2 separate regions of the Homo sapiens genome follow, and region 1 is linked to region 2. A link is an interaction called in ENCODE POLR2A ChIA-PET data of the cell type or tissue named here. Cell type or tissue: PC-9. All regions are shown on one strand. Each heading gives the region's core, and the rest is flanking DNA. Links, peaks and the distances in the headings are about the cores only.

Region 1 (5,000 bases), core at 1-5,000, 130 kb before region 2:
AGCAGAAGCACAGAGATCATCTGGGAGCTTGTTAGAAATGCAGAACATCAGGCCGGGTGCGGTGGCTCACGCCTGTAATCCCAGCACTTTGGGAGGCCGAGGTGGGTGGATCACCTGAGGTCAGGAGTTCGAGACCAGCCTGACCAACATGGAGAAACCCCGTCTCTACTAAAAAATACAAAAATTAGCCAGGAGTGGTGGCGCATGCCTGTAATCCCAGCTACTCGGGAGGCTGAGGCAGGAGAATTGCTTGAACCCAGGAGGCAAAGGTTGCAGTGAGCCGAGATCGTGCCATGGTGCTCCAGCCTGGGCAACCACAGTGAAACTCTGTCTCAAAAAAAAAAAAAAAAAAAGAAATGCAGAACATTAGGCCCCACCTCGGACCTGCTAATCACAATCTACTCAATCATTTTAACCATTATTTATCCAGGTGACTGAATGCATATTAAAGTTTGAGAACCCTTCATGATATAATCATATGAAAGAGCTTTTAACAGGACTATTGAGTAGGCTCAATTTCAACACAATTAAGTCAGAAAGTCTAGTGACTGGGGTATCTGTGTGGTTTAAACACTCTCCAGGAGATTATAGTGTGCACCCAAGGTTGGGGCACACTGCTCTGCTCTTTCCCAAAATGACATATAGATAAAAATTTCACAAATCCCTTGTAAACAAAGTAGATTTCAGAGTCTAGATTCAGAACCTATAGAATCAGAAATCATAATTTCCAGAAAAGAAAGCTGTTCATCTGTATATTTAACAAGCAACTCAGGCTCTATTTCTTTCATCTGGTGACCTTGTGGGAACTCATTTTTTCCTGTGTCCTTACATCCTTCACCAAAGGACAAGAGGCAGTGGAGTCACAAAGTAGGGAGACAAACATGGAAAGGAAAGAAATAATGTGAGATGAGAAATAGATTCCAAAATATCCAATAGGGTGGGGGCAGAGGTGGAGGTGGGACTCAAATCAGCCTGAATCCCTTTGTCACTATCAAGAGCCACTGCTGCACTTAGATGAGTGAATGATTCCCAACAACTGTAAATCTCTTTGTTTGAGAAAGGACTGATGTTGAAAGGGCACATTTCAGAGACGATAACCATGGTTTGGGGGAAGAGAGAGATCAAATCAGAATGGGTAACTTGACTGAGAGTCTTCTGGTTCATTACAAAGGGAATGAGTCAGTATTCTGTAGGACTGTGGGAAGCTGTCCTTTGGATTCTTTCTTTGCTTATGTGATTCTCAGTTTGAGGAATACCAATTTCGAGAATGTGTAGTCTCTCTACTGGTAAATGTAACACAAAAGTCAATAACACGTTTCTAATACTGGTATTGATTATAACACATTATAATGCATTATAATACATACTCATTGCATTTGTTCAATGTATCTGCTGTCTTGATATAGAGTACCGGGTTGGTTTGAGAAATTCTTTTTCATAAAATTATGTTAAGTTGTATTTCAAGAATTTTTTAAGACCATGCATTGATTTATAGAATTATTTATAGTTTTATTTATATTTTGCAGTAGGAGAAATACCATGTGTTTTAAATATCTACTTAAAAAAATACGCGGAGTACTCTACTAGGTGCTGCAGATAGAAAATAGAGGATAGAGCCTCCGCTTCTGAAGTGCTTAAAATTTATTTGGAGTCAGAGGTGTCAGAACTTATATGCACAAAAAAATTAGTAACAATGGAGCAGAGGATATGTTGACAGACAAATGGGAGATTTGGATGGTAAGTGTTAAAGGAGTTGAGAGTGCTGTTATGCCTGTGGGCATTGTGCTTTGTGCTATCCCTAGAAAACTTGCCAGTGTGAACTAAGAGACTATTTTTGTATTTCATTACCAATTCTCACTGTAAAACTTTAATGATTATTTAACTTCTCTGAATAATAGCTGAATGCAAATGCAATTAAAAAACATATTTTTTTGAATTTCCTTTGATGCTAAACTTAAAGGAAGTTTAGAGACACAATAAGTTATCCTTTCTAGTTTGAATATCTAGAGGAATTAAAAGACCCTAAGGTAATTCGCTTTTGTAATATGGACCCAAACTGGATATTTGGTTGATAACTATTTTCTTGCCTTCTCATTCTAGCAAGGGGTTGTGATTTCCCAACAAAGACAGAGAGTTGCAAAACAGCAGGACTTTGCTAGAGTTAGTAATTAATTAGGTGCTAAAAGTACCAGAGGCTCTGAGACACAGTGTGTGACTCAAAGGGATAAGAAGCACCCAGAATTTCAAACAAGTGTCACTTAAATAAACAGAAAGTCAAGTGAGTCCTGTCTGTGGAATGGGAAATGGTCAATTGACATCAGGAGCCACTATGCAACTGTGTAATACAACGTTATAAGGATTAGTCACGATATTTTGCAACTTGTGCATGACTGGAGGTTTTTTTCTCAGTTCTGTAGAAGGTGAGCAATTATCTGCCTGGTAGAATTCACAGAAGTCAAAATGAACTCTTAATGCACCATAGTGTTCAAATAAATAACCAGTCCTTCAGAGGTTCCCACCAGCTGACTTTCCTCTACCCCTTTAATGTATATTAATCAATCAAGTTAATTATTAATATTAGTAGACAAGCCAAAGCACTTTACTAATCAACTAATAGCTGGGGACCCAAGGCCAAGCAAGAGCTTTCATGACTGGGAGGAACATTCCAGAGAGAAAATTATATAAGTGGTCATTTTGTCTAAAAGGAAATGTGTTTCTCCTATGGAGTAGAAGAATTCCTGCATAAATACAGATAAGTGTTAAGGTGTTATTCAACTTAAGATTTTATGGTTTCTTTCCCATATTATTTCCAAGTTTCTTTATGTAACTATTTAAATTTTGAAGTGGTAGGTACTAAACACTGTAATAGGGTCTATCAACATAAGATAGTGGAAGATCATCAGAGCTCACAAATAGATCTATAGGTAAACATTATGTGTGTGTGTGTGTGTGTATGTGTATGTGCGTATGTTTTTTAAAATGTGGGTTCCCTGCAAGAATGGGAAAGGAGAAAAAAGATCTGATGTAACTTGATTATCCTCGAGTGAGTATTATTCCTATGAGGGATTTCATGAACATTTTTTATTATAATTAATATATGGTACAGAATGCTTCAGTGTAACATTGAGAACATTTTTGTTATGTTGAATAAGTCTGCCTGAGGTTGAAAATGCAAAACATGTAAAACAACTCTTAAATGTATTCAAGTTTTAAGAGTTTAGAAGAATTAAGCAACTCTCTGATTTTGCGCTTTTTTTTGCAATATAAAATTAATACATGTATGTCTTGCCATAAAGAAACATGTAACTTGCATATTTGCAAGTGAATATGTGTTCGTCAGAGACATGAGAGGCCAAATTTCATTGAATTTGGTTAGTAAACTTTAAATTGTAGACATAAATGTTTCATGACAGGTTTATTTGATTTGATGGCATGTATTAAATGCTAATTCATTAAAACATTATCTGATTCATACTAAAAAAGCTATTACTGCAAATTTGGAATTTTTTTACTTTATATTACAGAACCAGTAGTTAATTACTTTCCTTTAGAGATCTCTGGTCCTGGCACTAGTAGATGAATGAGTTGGAGTTACAAATCAGTAGTTGACTTAGCAGAAACATTTTAGCTGTGTCCATTAATAAAGACTGAATATTGTTTTTTCTTTTTTTTCTTTTTAAGACAACTTGTAGTTTTTTTTTTTTTTTTTTTTTTGGAGGTTGGGACAGATAGTTTCGTAGCATGAATGCTCCACATTTTAAAATGTGTATTGAGAAAGAATTTACTGGATCAAGTCTTTCCCATCAACATACTCTAGAGGGAGTCAAATCTAAGAAAGTTATGTTTAATGCATTTCAAGTGCTGTTGGTTTTTTAAAAATAACTTCCTCTTCTTGGTGACAATCTGTTTTGGCCCTCTTAGTTAATAAGGATGCAGTCCAGGAATTGGTTAGAACCGGGATCTAATGAGGCCAAGGTAGAGACTGATTCCATGTGTGAACCATTTAGCCACTTACAGAGAAAATACCCCTTCCCTTGGTCACAGACTGCTTGGGTCAGCATGTGAACCAATGCATACTTAGGCATGAATAGGGAGAGAGTGAAAGGTAGGATGTGGAGTAAAAGAGTATTTACAGGCCAGGAAAAACTACTCCTTCCCGAATGGAATAATAAACTGCAATATGGGTCTCAATAATGCCATTAGTTAGCTGTGTGAACTTGGAAACACCTCTTAACCTCTTTGAAATTCAGTTTTTCAATTGTACTAAAACGGAATTTTGAGCTAGAAGGTCTCAGGTCTAAGTTTTATGATATTATTTCGATAGAAGAAAGTTTATGGTTTGTATAAAAGTGTATCTTGAAGATCTGGGTATGAGCCAGTAGCTCCTGTAGAAATCTTGGAAGTCTGGGCTGGGCGCGATGGCTCACGCCTGTAATCTCAGCACCTTGGGAGGCCTAGACAGGTAGATCACCTGAGGTTGGGAGTTCGAGACCAGCCTGACCAAAATGGAGAAACCCTGTCTCTACTAAAAATACAAAATTAGCTGGGCATACCTGCCTGTAATCCCAGCTACTCAGGAAGCTGAGGCAGGAGAATTGCTTGAATCTAGGAGGCAGAGGTTGTGGTGAGCCAAGATCTCGCCATTGCATTCCAGCCTGGGCAACAAGAGTGAAACTCCATCTCAAAAAAAAAATAAAAATCTTGGAAGTCTAGCATTTTGTTTTTAATATACTTTTGTTCTAAATATTCTTGTATCATGCACAACTGGATTACATGTACTTCTGCCATATATCTCCTGTACTTTTTAAAACGTTTGTTCCTTTTATTGCACTATTTCTTTCACTTGATGTTTACTGAGCTTCTATTTACAGTTATAGAAACCTCACATGCTCTTTAGACGCAACTCAGCTGATGTGAACTCCATGAAACACTCCTTGTCCCTTCTTAACACTATAAGAATGATTTCTACTTTCTCTGAACTTCACTCAAATTTTGCTGTT
Region 2 (10,809 bases), core at 2,245-7,244:
GTACCATTTTAATTCCTTTGTTTTTCTTACAATATGTTTTTGAGATATTTTCTTAATGGCTGCCTTGGAGCTTAGTATGATTTTTTAAAAATTTGTAACAGTTTTGTTCAGATTAATGCCAATTTAATTTTGACAATACACAAAAACATTGCTTCTGTGTAGCTCTGTTTTCCTGCTCTTTTATGCTCTTATAGTTACAGTTACATATTACATATTGTGTACCCATCACCTTCGACCTATAATGATTCCATTTTGTAGTTGTTTCTAAATCAGAGGGAAAAGGCATTACAAATACAAAATACAGTTACATTGTCTTTTATATTTATCTTGTATTTGACTGTATTTGTGCCTTTTGTTTCTTCATATAAATTTGATTAGTGACCTAGTGTTCTTTCACAATTTGAAACAGAACTATAAGCAAAAGCCACGACTTCAGTACACTGAAACCTAAAATTCAATGACATGGGAAAATATTTATAATATATTTATAAATTTTTAAAAGTCAGTTATAAATCATCAATATGTGTGCTGTAATCTTATGTATATAAAAAGTAAATATATTTTATATAGACGTAGAAAAATTTAAAACAGACAAGAAATGTATATGCCAAATTATTAACAATGTTTATCTCTGTGTAGCAGAAATAATGGTAATTATTAAATTTTAAATGATTTTTTCTTTGTTTCTAAGTTTTTTCTTTGAATATATATACCTTATATAAAAAGAAAAACATCGGTGTGACTACTTCTTAATGTATTAGTCCTCAATAAGATGTTCACGGAGAGATTAAAAGAACATAGTATTGAAATAATTTGTTCAGGTCATTCAGAGTTGTATCTTAAACAGTCTCTTAACCAGAACCCAACTAGAATGTAAGCTCTTTAACACTTATTTATATAGCTTTACATCTACAGAATGTTAAGTACACATGCACATGCAATACATGTTTGTTCAGGATATGAATCAATGAATCAATAACTCGGTGAATGAATATATGAATAAACAAATGAAAATGATTATAGCCTATATATGCGTTGCTTCTTCTGAAGCTACTTGGAAGAAATTACTTGTTAGAACAACACTTGAGACTCTTTAGTTGCAATTCTGAAATGAATGATTTATTGCTTTTAAAACAGTATGAGATACTAGGTGAAAAGCTGTATGTAAATGCGAAATATTATTTTATTAATTGTGACTTGTAGAATGATCTGAAAGATTCATAACATATAGTGATTGCCAAAAGCAGCCGAGAAACCCAGTTTGCTTTTGACAAATAAAAGTGAAATTTGGAGGGGAAAAAATCATATTCAAAGTTATTCTATATAAGCTGAGACTTACCAGACTTACCATGCCAAATGAATAATATTTACTTTCATTTAAAATTTATATAATCCAACCATAGAAAGTTTACATAGCAGTATTAAATATAGCTATTATTAATTTATACCGTGGGGCCATGATTAATGTTTTTTCTGCCCTAAGACTTTATTTTTTTTCCTCTTTTTCTCAAACATGTTTGGCATTTAGAAGTTTTAACGTAATTTCCCCCTTTGGTTTCACCTGGGGTCTCTGCTGTCCCAGAACCTCCTTCTGACCTCAGTGTTGTGTTTTCATTTAAAATAGGGCATGTATATAAATGTCAGCAATACAGGGCAATTAGAAGTTTGAAAAGGGCTGTAACATAAACCAGCATTATAGTGAAATGGATATTGCCTTAAGCTGCCTGCAGTTCACTTGCTGTTGGAAAGACAATATCCTGCCATTCTCCCATGGTGGCCTTCAGTTGAACACATTTGGCTGAGGATTGACCCATTATTAAGATAAGTCTCTGCCTGGCTTGAAACAATGAAGAAACACAGAGTGAGTGAAGCCAGCAAATTGGGCTGGTAGTTAGCAAGCATTGGGCAGAAATGTGACACTGGATTAGACTTTAATAGCTGTCTGTGGTGCTATCTGTGAAATCCAATACTGTCCTGATTCCCTTGAATTGGACAGTACGTACATGCTCTTTGGGCTTGTCCAAAGTTTTCAGGTTTTTGAAGGAACTGCTATTTATTTATTTAGGCATGTGTTTATGTTATTTTTATTTTTAACACTGCCACCAATAACAAGACAAAAGAGTTTAGCACTCCTGACATTAGCTTACGTTTATTGATTTTCATTTTCTCTACTGCTAGGAATCCAGACCACGAACTGTTTTTGCAAAGTTAGAAAATGGAATATGTTTTTACACAAGGCATATCATATTGTTCCAATTTACCCACTTCCAAAGATGCTCGACCTTTTTGCACTCAAGGATGCTTTCTTTCGCTAGCTGGAGGCTTTTCGACACACTGTCAGCTGAGCTCTCGCTTGCTCCATGTGACCTCAGAGCAAATTTTCAAACAAGATAAGGTTGCTGTTGAAAGTCTCTCCTGGGCTTGCAAACTTTGTCCTGCCTGTTCTGGTGTTTCGATGAATAACAAAATGCAAAAGGGTACCACGCCTTTCCACATTCTATGTACTCTGGGTCAAGACCTTTTTTTTTTTTTAAGACCACATGAGGTTTGGTGGTAAGGAGAGAACAAAGTTTGGGGGACAATCTACGAAATTACCTGTTTTTTTGCTCTTAGGATGAGTCATTTTAATTAAATATATCTCCGGTGAGGTGTTTCCATGATCCTGACTTTTAGTTCCTTAACAACATTTCACCTTGTCAAACTCAGCTTTGTAAAACTCATATGCAAAGCTGAATTGAAATGAGGGAATCTAATTGAGTGTAGAAGGGAAACCTATATCACCGGTTTGCTTGTAAAAATCAAGGTTTCTATGCAGGCTATGAGCTATAGTTTTGGCTGTTGTAAGAAAGACTTTTAAAAATCCTTGCTGTCAACATGCTTTTGAGGTTTTCCAGACTTCAGGGAAAGTTAAATAGACCATGAAACATATAAGAAAGTATGCCTGGGCCATGAGAATTGGGAGAAACTAGAATGGTCTACAAGTGAAGTTGGTTGGATCTCTCCTGCTGGAAAAGTTTAGTGACATTTGAATTCCTGCACCATTTTGCTTGAGATGGCTTAAGTGACACAGGTGTCAGAGTGCCTATGATGGTTTAAATTCCAACTGTCCCTAGGCAAGTATGTGGATTAAACAGCTTTCCACAGTCAAATTTACCTACTCTATTTCAAATTCTATGTAAGTGCTCTTTCTTCACTTTCTTCGCATACTTTTCTATATAACTAGGTATGATTGTTTCCAAACAGATACATAACATCCTTTTACAGTAAGTACAGTGTAGAAATATTTCTCTCTAAGTGAAGAAATTGGGCCTCAGAGACAACTGGAATGGTACCTTTGATGTGCTTCATGAATCAAGATGGTTACTACATTACTAAGACCAGAGAAATCTAAAACATTAAGATTGAAGTCACTTGAATTTCATTGTTTTCATATCATCCTGTTTCCCAATATTCTCAGCCACACTTCTGCATATGCCTAGCAAAATCCTATTTTCAGACTTTGTAACAGCTATTACAACATTTTCTTAATATTTGCAAAATGCCTACTCACCCCAGCTTTCCTCCCTTTTTATCAATAGGCTCACTCATATTAACAAAGAACATGGAGCCCATTCTAAACTTCCTCAGGTAAAACTTTCTCAACATTTTGGCCTCAAACCAATCTATATCTTTATCCGTCATTTCTCTTCTCATAGAAAAGGCAGATTCCACCTCTGCAAAGCTACACTTCCACTTGTGTACTTGCATCTTTCCCATTCCTAAGTCTTGATCATCAATGGCGTTCTTTTTTTCCGGTGGCCAGAAGTGTATGTAAATTGCTGTCACTCTACTTCCTTCCCAGAACTTGGCATTTTAAATCTTTTAATTTTTAGTCACTTTGGCAAGTATATGGTGGTATCTGGTGTCTTCAATTTGCATTTTGATGATTACTCGTGAAGTGAAACTTTAAAAATATGTTTTGGCCACGTAGATACTGTGTTTTTGAACTATCTGTTCAAGTGTTGTTTCCCTGCTTTCTCTGTTTGTTTTGTCTGATATTCCAAAACCTTGTATGTAGTCCTCACTGTGTCTTCTCTACTTTTGCAAAGTCCCAAAGCAAAGTGAAGAGGATTCACTAGAGCCATCTTCCTTGGTAAGCCCTAGACTCAACTACAGTACTCCTACTCCCAAGAGGCTGTCAAAACCATAGCTCAATCTTCCAGAACCTCCCTCTTTAATTGTCAAACTCTCCTAGGGTAGAGTAACCCTAAATTCTGTTCTTATCTTCCTGGGCCTTTGTCCTTATTTTAGATTGTTGGATGGTAATGTTATGATGTCTTATTGGTTCTCTAATTTAAGGATATGATTTGTTTTATTTTAAAATATTTTATCTAGTTTGTTCAGTAGTCTTCAGTTGGAGACAAATTACCTACACTTCTATTAGTAGGAGGAGATGTCACTCTTCCTTTTTTTTATGTTGCTGTTTCTTGGTTTTAATCACCAGAAAGTTACTTGAAAGGCTGTTTTTCCTCTGCGTTGCCTCTACACTTCTCCTGACTTTGTCCTTGTCCTTCTTCTTTAAACTCTCTTTGTGTCTTTTCATCTAGTTTTATGCTTTCAACTAACAGAGCTCAAATCTGTATCTCTATCCTAATCTCTTTGTTTTGAGTGAAAGACTCCATCTCCAGGCAGCCCAATGGACATATCCATCAGTATATCCTGAGCACGGCTCAATCTTAAATGATCAAATCTACATTTTTATTAAGCTCATTCCTACCCCTGGCCGGGATTTAATCATGTTCTTATATTTCTTAATTTGTGGATGGTGTCATCAATAAGTACTGTCACTTTTTATTAATGTCGCTATTTTTCCAAATTTGAATCCTCATACTCCTTCTCTGACTCCCTGCTTCCAATCTAATCAATCATTAAATCGTGTTGATTCTTTTCATTGATACTTCTCTAACCATTCTCCATTTCTTAAAACCTTAGAGACATAAAAGTAAATTTCTTAGACAACAGACACTAAAGCTGGATTATTTGGTGAACTGTTAGCTAAATGACCTAAAGCAGATTACCTAACAACTCTGTGCTTCTGTTTACCTACCTGCAAAATAGGCATGATAACAATAATACCTAACTAAAGAAGACTGTAAACAACGCCACAATCTTTTCCTCCTCTCTCTATCCTTACCCTTTGCAAAGTGACTTTGCAGCCCTTATCATCAAGAGATGAAGTTGATTTCCCCACCTTAGAATTTGGGCTGGACTGTGCCCTGCTCTAGTTAATAGAGTGAGGAAGATATGATAGTATGTCTTTTCTCAACCTAGGTCTTGAGAGGCCTTGAGTGCTTCTGCTTGCTCAAAATTTGCCCGGTTACCATGTGAATAAGTCGGATTCAGGCTTTGGTGAATGAAAGACCATCCAGAGTAGAGACAAACCTTCCTAGCTGAAGCATTCTAGTTCAGCCAGCCCCCAGCCAACCTGGCAACTGACCAAAGATTATGTGTGATCTCAGCCAAGCCTAAAAGAACTGCCAGGATGATGTGCTAAATAAATGGTGGTTGTGTTACGGCACTATATTTGGGGTTATTACCTAGAAAATACCAACTGATAACACTACTTCATAGGGTGGTAGTGAAGATTATATGAGTTAATATGTGTACATTGTTAGGACATTGCTTGGCAAATAGGTAGCATTATTTAAATGATAGTTATTGTTATTATTATTCTTATTTTCCTCTCTATCCCTAGAGGAACTCTCATCACCAATTAATTCTTTTCTCTTTTTTTTGAGACTGATTCTTGCTTTGTCTCCCAGGCTGGAATGAAGTGGTGCCCTATTGTCTCACTGCAACCTCTGCCTCCTAGGTTCAAGCAATTCTCCTGTCTCAGCCTCCTGAATAGCTGGGATTACAGGCACACATCACTGCACTTGGCTAATTTTTGTATTTTTAGTAGAGACTGGGTTTTGCCATGTTGGCCAGACTTGTCTTGAACTCCTAACCTCAGGTGATCCTCCTTCCTCGGCCTCCCAAAGTGCTGGGATTACAGGCATGAGCCACTGAGCCCAGCCTGTTAATTCTTAAGTGTTCCCTTTGCTGTTTATCCCTTCCCCTTCAAGTCTACCATTTAGATCTGTCTTGTTAGTTATCTTCTAAAATACAAGTTCAATCATGTCAGTTTCCTGTTTACAAATGAATCTTTACTAATTACATTTGAGTCTAAACTTCTTAGTTTAGTTGTTTGAGACCTATTTAATTTTGTCTTTTTATATATTACCTTAATTTATCTATGTTTTTAGGCATGACTGCTACCCTATATTAATTATCAGTAAAATAACTAAAAGTAAGACATAAATAGTGTAGAGACAATTACTTTTAGTTGACTCAATATGGCATTTGTGTTCAATTCTGTTAATACTGAGTTGTAGATGAGGAATATAATAATAATCCCAATATTTATCATATTAAAATAAGATTTGATTTATAGCACCTTTTCTATAAACTAATCCACCATAAAATGCTATCTGTAAACTGTTCCTGTTAGATTTATTTGCTATAAATATAACTCGTAGTGCATATGCATTGTTGGATAATGAAATGCTCTACTTCAGGAATTTCCAAATGCAGGTCCCCTCATTGACACTGGATTGTTGCACAAGAAAAAAGCCAGGGAGCTTTATAAAAATATGAGTATTTCAGTGCCATTTCAAAACTTCTGAGTAAGAATTTCTAGTGATATAGCTAGGAAATCTGTATGTTTTCAAATAACTTTTGGCTCATATACCTACCTCTGTTATAGCTAAGAACATTTCTAGTTATTTAGACTAAGTTCATTGAAAATTCTCCAGGAAAGAAAAAGCTTCTGTTTAGACAATATGAAATCAGGGACTGGAATTCTCTTTAGGTGTGAATAATTGTAGGCTGTTTGTTTTTTTATTTTACCAACTGTAGATCTGCTAATAACTTAATTAACCCTAGCAGAACATGCCAGAAGTATGGTAAAAGCACATTGCTTTCTAATGTGAATTTCATTTTGATTGAACTAAGCCAAATTGTGGATATAGAAACCGACTTTTAAAAAACATTTGAATTAATTTTGGAAATTCAAAGTTGATGGAATTAGAAAGTGTTCTCCAACCAAAATAGCATTTAAAAAAATCTAGAGCCTGATTTTGTTTTATCTTATTGGAGGTCAGTCTACCTTTGCTTCATATAACCTAAAGGTTAAAATATACCTTCAGGTACGAATTCCATGTGTGTCTGAAACCCTTCTTTTCTAAAGCTGTCCAGTACTTTAATAGGAACATGATTTCTTTTATTGTTGTATTAAGTGGTAAAGTGATTACAGGCTAACTTCAGTCCTGTGTGTGATAAGCCATCAAGTTATGCAACATAATAATGATAGATATACACTCAAATTTAATCTATCTATAGCAGCCCAAGAGTAATTTTTTTTGCTCTGAAGAGTCTTCATTTTGCTATGAAGAGTATCACCCAGAAAATGCATAGATAATCACAGGGGAACCCTCTTCACCCTGTTTAGACCAAGTTTGGAATTTTGACTCTAATCCCGTCTTTCCATATGTTAAATAGAGTATCCAAAGTACCCACCTTAGGCCAGGGGTGGTGGCTCACTACTGTAATCCCAGCAGGTTGGGAGGCCAAGGTGGGCGGATCACCTGAGGTCAGGCATTCAAGACCAGCCTGGCCAATATGGTGAAACTCCTTCTCTACTAAAAACACAAAAATTACCTGGGTGTGGTGGCACATGCCTATAATTCCAACTACTTGGGAGGCTGAGGCAGGAGAATTGCTTGAACCCAGGAGGTGGAGGTTGCAGTGATCCAAGATGGTGCCATTGCACTCCAGCCTGTGTGACAAGAGTGAAACTCCATCTCAAAAACAAACGAACAAACAAAAAACAGAAAAAAACAAAGTATCCGACTTAGAGAATTACTATAAGGATTTAATGAGGTAGTATATGAAAATATTCTTAGCCCTAACTTAGTAACCTATGAATGTTAGTTACTATAATTCAAAAATTATGTCGTCACCTCTTAATTATCATCAAACATAAAATGTAATTGAGTCTTACATAAATCATGTTTAACTTATGATTTATGATTAGCTTTATAATTCTGTAATGGAACTGACATTTTACTAGAAATGAACAGACAAGAATTGAATAAAAACTGCCATGAATAAGTAAATTTAGGCAGTTGCTTCAACTTCCCCCAAGCTTAGCCTTCATCTCTTGATATGGTTTGGCTGTGTCCCCACCCAAATCTCATCTTGAATTGTAGTTCCCATAATCCCCACATGTTATGGGAGGGACCTGGTGGGAGGTAATTGAATCATGGGGGTGATGGTTTTAGAAGGGGCTTTTCCCCCTTTGCTCAGCTCCCATTCTTTCTCCTGCTGCCCTGTGAAGAGGTGCCTTCCACCATGATTGTATGTTTCCTGAGGCCTCCCCAGTCATGTGGAACATTGAATCAATTAAACCTCTTTTCTTTATAAATTACCCACTCTTGGGTATTTCTTCATAGCAGCATGAAAATGAACGAATACATCCCTCAACTAAGGTCAAACTGTAGATGCTTTGTGCTTTACATAGATAAAATATGATACGGTATGTCAAAATTGTTCTGTACACTACATTGTTTTTTAAGGATAAGGTATTATTATTATCAACAACATCTCGATGCAAGTTCTCATTACATATATAAATATTTGTAGAGTCATTGTAGAATAGTTTAGGCACTTTTCACATCAACAGTATCAATCAATTCAAATAACAGTTTGAATAGTTCTATGTAAGTAGTAAAATCAGAAGTATTTCATAGAGAAATCTGGTCCACTGTGGTTTTAGTAATCGCCTTTCCAACAATTACTGTCTAAACTTTTTTTTTTGCATCATCTCTACGTTGTTGATTGTTGCTTCTAAGATATATTGCTATTTAACTTATCGAGTATTTATGTTTGGTGTCTCTCAACTTGGGAAAGCAAAAAAAGAAAAAAAAAAAAGGAAAACAAAAAAACAACTTGTCCTGGCTGGGCACGGTGAGTCACACCTGTAATCCCAGCACTTTGGGAGGCCGAGGCGGGCGGATCATGAGGTCAGGAGATCGAGACCATCCTGGCTAACGCGGTAAAACCCCGTCTCTACTAAAAATACAAAAAATTAGCCGGGCGTAGTGGCGGGCGCCTGTAGTCCCAGCTACTCGGGAGGCTGAGGCAGGAGAATGGTGTGAACCTGGGAGGTGGAGCTTGCGGTAAGCCGAGATAATGCCACTGCAGTCCAGCCTGGGCGAAAGAGCAAGACTCCGTCTCAAAAAAAAAAAAAAAAGAAAAACAACTTGTCCCAGGTTGATAGAAAGCAACTTAAGGGTAGGCATCATAATTTAGATTTCCCGTTTCTCTATTTTTTTCCTGCTCAGCTTTTGATAAATACGGCAAAATAAAAGTGAGGGTAAATGTATTTAAAGTCAAAATATTTGATTATCTCCCTCACTCACAGAAACAGAATCTTGAATAAAATAAAAATAATGTAAATGGTGGGGGGACTACGCTCTTTTTAGTCCATTGTTTTCATATTCATAGTAGCCCTTTGAAATAAAGGTTGAAGAGTGGGGTATAGTTTATTGAAGATTGTTTGGGCTTCCATATTTTTTCTAAGAGATATAAATTCTGGAGTTATCATGTATAAATCATTATTACCTGTTAGAGAATACGTTCCAAGATAGAACATGTATAAATTCTTGATTGAGGTGCTAAACTAATTTATACCTTGAATCATCCCTATTAGGAACAACAGTTTAGTTGGTTTATCTTGGTTTTCCCTGTCACTATAATGATTATCATGGAACTCTCTTAGCAAGCACCTGCTTATGTACAGTTTTCTCGTTAAATGAATGATTTTAGAAAACACATAGGATATTTTGTAGCTAAACACTAGAAAGGATATTTTCATATAGTAACTTCTGTACAAAGTGTTGGGCTTGAGAATGTCAATAATGCAACAGTTGAATATATTTGCTTTCCAACATTAAAGTATCAAGGCACAATATAAAAATAAGATGAAATTAATTTATAATCATAAAGTCTTTCTTTTAGGAGTAACATTCTACTGCTTACAAATTCCTTCTTTTTAATAGTTATCACAATGAACTTAAAAATAATTTACAAATAGCATGGCATGTCAAGCTGTGATTATGGAGCTTAATTCTATATTAAGCACAAGAGAAGTAGATGGTGTTGAATAGCTTTTTAAAGCTCGTGATTTTCTGGAGATTTCTGGTCCTCATTGGAGGAGACAATTGTAATAAAAAATAACCTTGGTACAGTCATCTGTTGGAGTAGTAATCTGAGAATTTGTGCTTTGCATATTTTTCTTTCTTTGGATACATAAAGTAGCAGAGCATGACTCCATGTGGGTTGGTTCCACTTTGTGTTTTGGCTTTTGTATTCTAAAATGGAATAGTTTTCCTTGGCAGACTCAGCAATAGAGTAAGTCTGGGGTAGGTAGAGTGCATGTATTTTATTTTTTTAAAGGAGAATGGGGATTTGCACAGTGACCCAGATGTGTGCTCTCTGAACTCCAACTGTCTGTGTTCAAATATGCACTGTGAAGTGAACAGGGTTTAAAAGGACCCCGTTGGATACCTTGGGGGTATTTCTTGCACAGTGTTTTGGCAGCATGCTCTTCTAGCTGAATTAGATTTATTGCTGAAGCACTAAATCTTCATTATACGTGACAACCTTATTCCCCTGCCGTCCTAGTCCCTTTCCCTGCATAGTCCTTTTGTTTTATTCCAACATCTTCTT

What was found. Peaks named below come from ENCODE experiments on the same cell type or tissue, not always from the same donor. Only the 100,000 strongest peaks of a DNase experiment are listed, where the experiment ranks them.
Region 1: POLR2A ChIA-PET joins it to region 2 with 10 read pairs; 2 of 35 experiments call an interaction of 5 or more read pairs at or near these places.

The regions. Positions count from the first base shown.
Region 1 is chr6:127,099,764-127,104,763 of GRCh38, reverse strand. All of the region lies in intron 4 of LOC105377989 (a long non-coding RNA gene), which reads left to right. Among named protein-coding and RNA genes, the nearest start is that of RSPO3, 16 kb to the left of the region's middle. In PC-9, for the core only: a CTCF peak has its summit at 3,865; a DNase peak (open chromatin) is centred at 2,263; H3K27ac peaks cover 2,540 bases.
Region 2 is chr6:126,967,474-126,978,282 of GRCh38, reverse strand. All of the region lies in intron 7 of LOC105377989 (a long non-coding RNA gene), which reads left to right. Among named protein-coding and RNA genes, the nearest start is that of RSPO3, 150 kb to the left of the region's middle. RefSeq lists an enhancer at 1,488-2,058. In PC-9, for the core only: no CTCF peak of the experiment used is centred there; no DNase peak of the experiment used is centred there.